Regions from separate parts of the Mus musculus genome. Here region 2 is linked to region 1. Evidence: chromatin contacts called from ENCODE Hi-C or POLR2A ChIA-PET data. All regions are on one chromosome and are shown on one strand. The core of a region is the stretch at or near the end of the contact, and the rest is flanking DNA. Distances in the headings are between cores, read along the strand shown.

Region 1 (3,042 bases), core at 22-2,521:
ATGTGCCTAGGGAGGCTTGAATCCCAATATGGCAAAACAAACAGAAAACCAGCAATTTGGTATGCTGTGCTGTCTTATATTTTACAGAAATAAATGTGAAAGTATATGACCTATGTTATGATCTTTAAAGAGTTTGTAGAAACGGAAGAGGACTCAGAGAAAAGCAACCAAAACGAACAGGAGGAGAAGGAAGAAGAGGCGGAGAAGGAGGAGGAAGATTGGAGATAGTATGCCTTTATTGTCTAACCCCAAGTGTGTTGAAGTACTGTGACAGCCATCTTGGCAATTAGAAATGAGTATCTAAAATTTGGACTGTTCTAGAAAAATCTGTTACAGAGATAATGTTAAAGCCAGATTACAGGAATCACAGCCACTAATATACAAATAATTACAGAAAGGCTTTGAATGTGGAGGTGTTGTTCTGATGACTCTATTGATGTATTTGAAAGCACTGGAGTTACTCCCCAGGAAAATTACAACCAGAGTTCCCTAAAGCAGAACCTCCCTGTTTTCTATTCATTTGCTGAATATCAAAAGCATTTTCCAGCCAACAGTACGGCAGAGAATCTCGATTGACCCGAGGAAGAACCAGTCTGAGTTGCCAAGTCGGATGAGGAAGCCAACTGCCAAATCAGCTATCAGGGGAAGTTCCTAACACCCTGGTATCACTTGGTTAGACAGTTTAAGCCAGTGAGTTTTCTGGTAGGATTGTTTTTTGTTTTTTTTTTTTTCCTTTTAATCCTTTTTTGCGTAACACATATCCATTTAGTGATCCGATTAATGGCCGGGTCATCTATCCCCAAAATACATTCATTTGTAACACACCTCCCCTTCCAATTTTGCCCATGATTGCACAGGGTTCGTGGATTAAATAAAGTCTATCCTTAGATAACCCGGTTATGTTTGTGAAGATTTCCTGGGACTCAAGACAAAATCCTTTGATAACCCTTTAGAATCACCTCTTTTATCGGTCACGCGGCCAAGGGAACCCCGGTCTCCCAGGGTCTCTCCCATCCCCCGCCCCCGAGGCCCCTGCCGCGCAGGTGCGAAAGACCTCCCAGGCCACTCCGGCAGAGAGCGTGAAGGGGGGGGCCCTGGGAGGGGCGGGGGCGGGGGTGTTGCTAGGCGACCACGCTCTCCGCCCAGACCGGCCTACTTCTTCCGCAGGGGGCGCCATGGGCCGAGCCCAGGCTCGCGGGCCTCCCGGATCGGCCCTTTTCCGACTTCTTCCCCTCTGCCGGGCGGTGGCGCACGCCCGTGACGTCACAGGAGGCGGGGCCAGCGCGGCTGCCGGGTGCCGGAGGCGCCATTGGAGCCGGCTTGGCTTGGGAGCCGTAGCTGAAGAGTTGGATCCAGGGCAGTCCTTGCTGCCGCGTCTGCGTCTGGTCTCTGGCCCTTCCGCGGGATGGCGTGCGGGGCGACACTGAAGCGGCCCATGGAGTTCGAGGCGGCGCTGCTGAGCCCCGGTTCCCCGAAGCGGCGACGCTGCGCCCCTCTGCCCGGCCCCACTCCGGGCCTCAGGCCCCCGGACGCCGAGCCGCCGCCGCTTCAGATGCAGACGCCGCCGGCGAGCCTCCAGCAGCCTGCCCCACCCGGCAGCGAGCGTCGTCTTCCAACTCCCGGTAACCTGCGCTGCTGCTGCGGACTTGGCAGGAAGCCAGGCCCGGGCGTGGGGGGCGGGGAGGGTGCGGGGGTCGTGGACACCGGCCGAGATCACCTCCGCACCCCATATCGGCCTTGGGAGAAAAAGGAACTGGGGTGCTGCTGGGCCCGGTTGCTTCCGGGGACGAGAGACATCCGGGAAGGGCAGTGACCCCACAGTGTCGGTTTTCGGGTTTCCTGGAGCTGGAGAGTCTGAGGGGTGGGCACCAAAATGAGGTGGGGATACCCCAGACCGCCGAAGGCTCTTGGTGTCCCTGAAGCCCCTCCTGCCTCCGCTTGTGCGGAACCTCCCGGGAGATCCAGTGGGCCATGGAAAATTGGATTCTGCTCACGAACCCAGCCATGAGTGGGGCGGGAGACGGATAGAGGGGAAGGGGCGTGAGCGTATGTAGCGCCGCAAGGTGCTTTTAGGAAGACTTGATTTCTAGAATTCTTTAGGGAGCAGAAGCCATGGAATGCAATTTCAACCAGACTATTTCTTAAGAGACGGACTGACCTTGTTTTATCGTGTGGCTATTGTCTTGTTTCGGGTATGGCTTGAAGTGGGTAGTTGGTTGGCTAGTATTTGAGAATCCTTAAGTATACAGAGATTCTGTACTCAAAATTCAAATATCTAATACAGTGACTCGACTTGAGTAAGGCACTTCGTTTTAGACAAGGCAAAAAGAAGGACTCATGGGGCAGTAAAGATGCCTATCATATTGCAGTAGGAGGAGGGAACGCGCTTCAGCACCCATATTCAGCAAATTAGAGGGATCCCAGAAATAATCCCTCAAAAGTGGATTTGGCCAAGTTGTTTCTTTGTTTTCTTCTTATTGTTGTTCCTCAAGCATTAGGAAAACCTGCAGTCCCTTTAAATCATTTTTCCCCCTTACATCTTGCAGTCTCTAGTGCCTCTAGTTTTCATTTCCTCCTTCCTGTGCTTAGCCCCTCAAGGATACTGCTGCCACCAGCAGTCCTCTCGAGCTTTACCTGTGTTCACGTCGTCGTATCATCCATTTCCTTTAACTGTGGCTCTGCTCTTTCCACTAGACCTGCTTTCTCCATCTTTTCCTTGAGGTTGTTAATCTGAATAGTCTTTCACTTTGCTGTTTTGTGACAGTGTCTCACTCTCTAGACTGGCCTGGAACCCACAGTGTGGTCCAGGCCTGTCTTGAACTCAGCAGCCCTCCTGCCCCAGCCTCACAAGTGACTGGAATTACAGACTTGTAACCCATCACGGCTGATTCCAAGAATCATTTCTAAATAGAGTCTTGCATCCATTACCTAGTCTGACCCACAATGCAATCTTTTCAATTTAAATTCCCTGGTGACTTAATGTTATATATAGCCTCACCCACAGAATGACTGAACAGTTGGAAGATTTTTTTTTTTTTTTTT
Region 2 (3,006 bases), core at 424-2,923, 38 kb before region 1:
TAGTGTGTCATAGATAATTGGTCTTTTTGACACTAAATAAACCCCACCCCCACTCAGCAAATAACTGAACTCAGGAAGCCACACACTTGATGTAAAAGGGACATTCACTGACAAGAATACCAGTGGGAGGAAGGGGGGTAGGGTGTGTGAAACTGGCTAAAATATATTTCATTAATGTTCAAAATTGTCAACAAATATTTAATGGGGAAGGAAGGCTGGGAGTGATAGCATATTGGGAAGGCAGAGGCAGGAGGATCTCTGGAAGTTCAAGGCTAGTCTAGTTTACACAGTGAGTTCTGCCAGCCCAGATAACATAGTGAGACCCTCTTCCAAAAAGAAGTAATAAAATAGAATCTTCTTAAGTATGGAAGGAGAATAATGTCTCTGACAGATCTCAAGTCAGAAACGGCATCACCGTCTGGTCCCAGCCCTGGTCCAGGGTTTGTACATCCAGCCAGAGGCCCGTCTCCTTCCTTCACATCTCTGGCCTCCCACTCCCTAGAGCACCTGCCTCCACTACTCAGTTCAATTTACAAGCCACCTAGACACTGTCAAGGCCAGGGTTTGTCTTCTCTATCTTTACAAGCTTACTGCAAGGAAGGTGCCAGTTAGGGAGGGGCAAAGAAGAAGAAAGCACAGATGTTTATCCAGGCCCCACTGTGAGCTGACCACCCAGCCTGCCCTGGATTCACATAGTTCCTTATTATCTTTAAAAAACAAACAAACAAACAAATCCAGGCCCTTACAGATGAGGATGCTGAAGTCCAGGAAGTAAAGAGGAAATGAAGGGTCAGCAGTCCAGGTTTGTAACTCCTGCCATGCCCCGCTGCCTGCCTGTCAGCTTGTAGATACGTGTGGATAAATTTCAACTTTTTTATTCACAGCAGGAAGGACATGTTCCTCCCTTCAGACAACTGATGTGTGTGCTCAACTAATGAGTAAACAAATGGCCAAGAATAAAAGACCGATTGCTTGAGGTAAATCCCTTAGGTGCCCATAGCAGGAAGGAGGAAGTCACAGCAGAGCTGCCGTGTTGGAAGAGCTGAAACCTCTACCTGCCAATCTCCAGGGCAGAGGAGGTAGAGGCTGGGGAAGCCCAGGTAGTTTCTGGCTCAGATGGTGATACAGACGATTACCAGTTCAGTTATAGGTGTGGCTGACATGTCTCACACACACACACACGCACACGCACACGCATACGCACACACACATACACCACCATTCCTCCCGCCCAAAACAAAAATAAAAATAAGCCCTGGGAGTCTGAGGATGCTGGGGAGAAAGTAATGAAACAGTGCTTGCTTGAACCTTGCAGCGAGGTGGCAGGATTAAACTCCCAGGTCGGCTCTCCTTCCACTTCCAGGGCGCTGCCAACTTTGAAAAGTTTCAGAACCCGAAGCAGACATTCTAGGTTCTTCCGGAAGGTTGACTCTGGAAGCATTAATCTTCCTTCCCCTCGCTGACGGTCAGCAGGTTTAGGGAGCTACCTAGAATTTCTGCCACCAGCTTCCTGCTTCAGCATTCGGCCTCCCACCGCCTTCCTCCCCCCATCCCCCAATCCACCCCTGCACCTTACCTGGGGAGGCCGAGGCACAGTGGTCCCACACTGCAGTCGGATCTTGCACTTCAAGCAGCCAACGGAGCTGCCTGGAGGCCCGAGCCGCAGCCTGCCAGGCTCTCCTCCCGCCCTCCCAGAACTAAAATTGTCCAGACAGGTTCCCAAGGAGGAGGGAGCCAGAGGAAATCCCCTCCCCTGGTGGCCTGGCCTAAGCCGGGCCAGCCTGCTAGGCAGTCTTCCCTGGGTTGGCCCTGGATGAATGAGTCCTGGCCTCCTCCTACTTGGGTCTGTGCCAGGGAGCCTGTGACAGCCACCCTGCTCCTTCTCCTGGGCTATTCATGGCTCCTCCTTGTCCTGCCGTCCTGTATGTGACTGAGTCCCACGTGTTGTGTTGGTTCTCAGGTCGGCCTCTGGGAAAGGTCTGCTCTGGTAGGTCTCAGTTACTTTCCATGGGATTGTCCTGGATCACACTCTAGTGTGCCCCAGGCCTGGTACTTTACAACAACTGAGTAATTTGATAGCCTGGTCACAAGCTCCTAGGCTCTGCACACAAACTGGATGTACCTTAGCCCCTGTACAATGGGTTTGCCAGTCTCTGATTAGCCATTCAAAGTGTGCCAGGTCCTGAGAGCAGAAAAGTAGGTTAACCTGGTGCCTACCCTCCTGTACTGGCAAGCCAAAGAATAAAGTCTGCCACTAAAGGTTTGCCTAAGATCCTGGCAGCATGATCAGGGAGGACTTCCCTGCGTAGGACAGTTCTAGGGAAAAAAAATTTCGGAGATAGCATAGAGGATAAGCAAGCCACTCAAGTTCAGAACTATGAGCAAGGAGTATCATGCCAGGAAGGGCCTTACAAGGCTTGCCGAGAAATATTCAGACTTTACACTATAGACATGGAAGGACTCAGAGAGAGCTTAAACATGAAGTCAGACTCAGAGTGTGTTTATTTTCTGTGCTGGGGATAGAACCAATGGGCAACTGCCCTACCACTGAACTAGACCCTCAACTTCAAGTGACATTTATGTGTACAGGTTTGAACCTGCTTACCTGTATATGGACTCTGTGTGTGTGTGTGTGTGTGTGTGTGTGTGTGTGTGTGTGTGTGTGTAATGTGCCTGCAAATGCCAGAGGCTGGAGGAAGATATTAAATTCTCTGGATAATGAATGCCTAATCCAAAGAACTGACCAGGGCTGTGTATAAAGGAAGGCACAGAGTAAGAGATGTTGTGAAGAGGAAGGTAGAATATGGTGGCACATGCCTATTGTCGTGAGGCATCCACCAGAGAAGAATGCTTGGACATGGGTTTAAGCCAATGCAAAGTCTTTATTAGCTGGCCAGCAACTACACTGGGTATTTGGGATCCCAGTGTAGCAATGAGCCTTTCTCGGGATGAAATTTTAAGCGCAAAAAAACCATATCCTGGGTTGACATACTTCTGTTAACAAGA

Evidence for each region. A loop is a pair of places that touch in the nucleus more often than their neighbours do. ChIA-PET counts read pairs that join two places held with the same protein, here RNA polymerase II (POLR2A).
Region 2: a map of heart shows a loop between it and region 1 (8-fold over the local background). The contact joins the promoter of Rhbdl2 here to the promoter of Akirin1 in region 1. A Hi-C loop is called at or near these places in 2 of 37 maps with a recorded cell type or tissue (heart and left cerebral cortex). POLR2A ChIA-PET finds 5 or more read pairs at or near these places in 2 of 5 experiments (Patski and embryonic stem cell).

The regions. Positions count from the first base shown.
Region 1 is chr4:123,748,528-123,751,569 of GRCm38, reverse strand. It overlaps Akirin1 (akirin 1), which reads left to right and starts at 1,271. Exons shown (of 5, transcript NM_023423.3): 1 at 1,271-1,622. The coding sequence starts at 1,406.
Region 2 is chr4:123,786,542-123,789,547 of GRCm38, reverse strand. Rhbdl2 (rhomboid like 2) reads right to left here and starts at 1,673. Exons shown (of 8, transcript NM_183163.2): 1 at 1,577-1,673.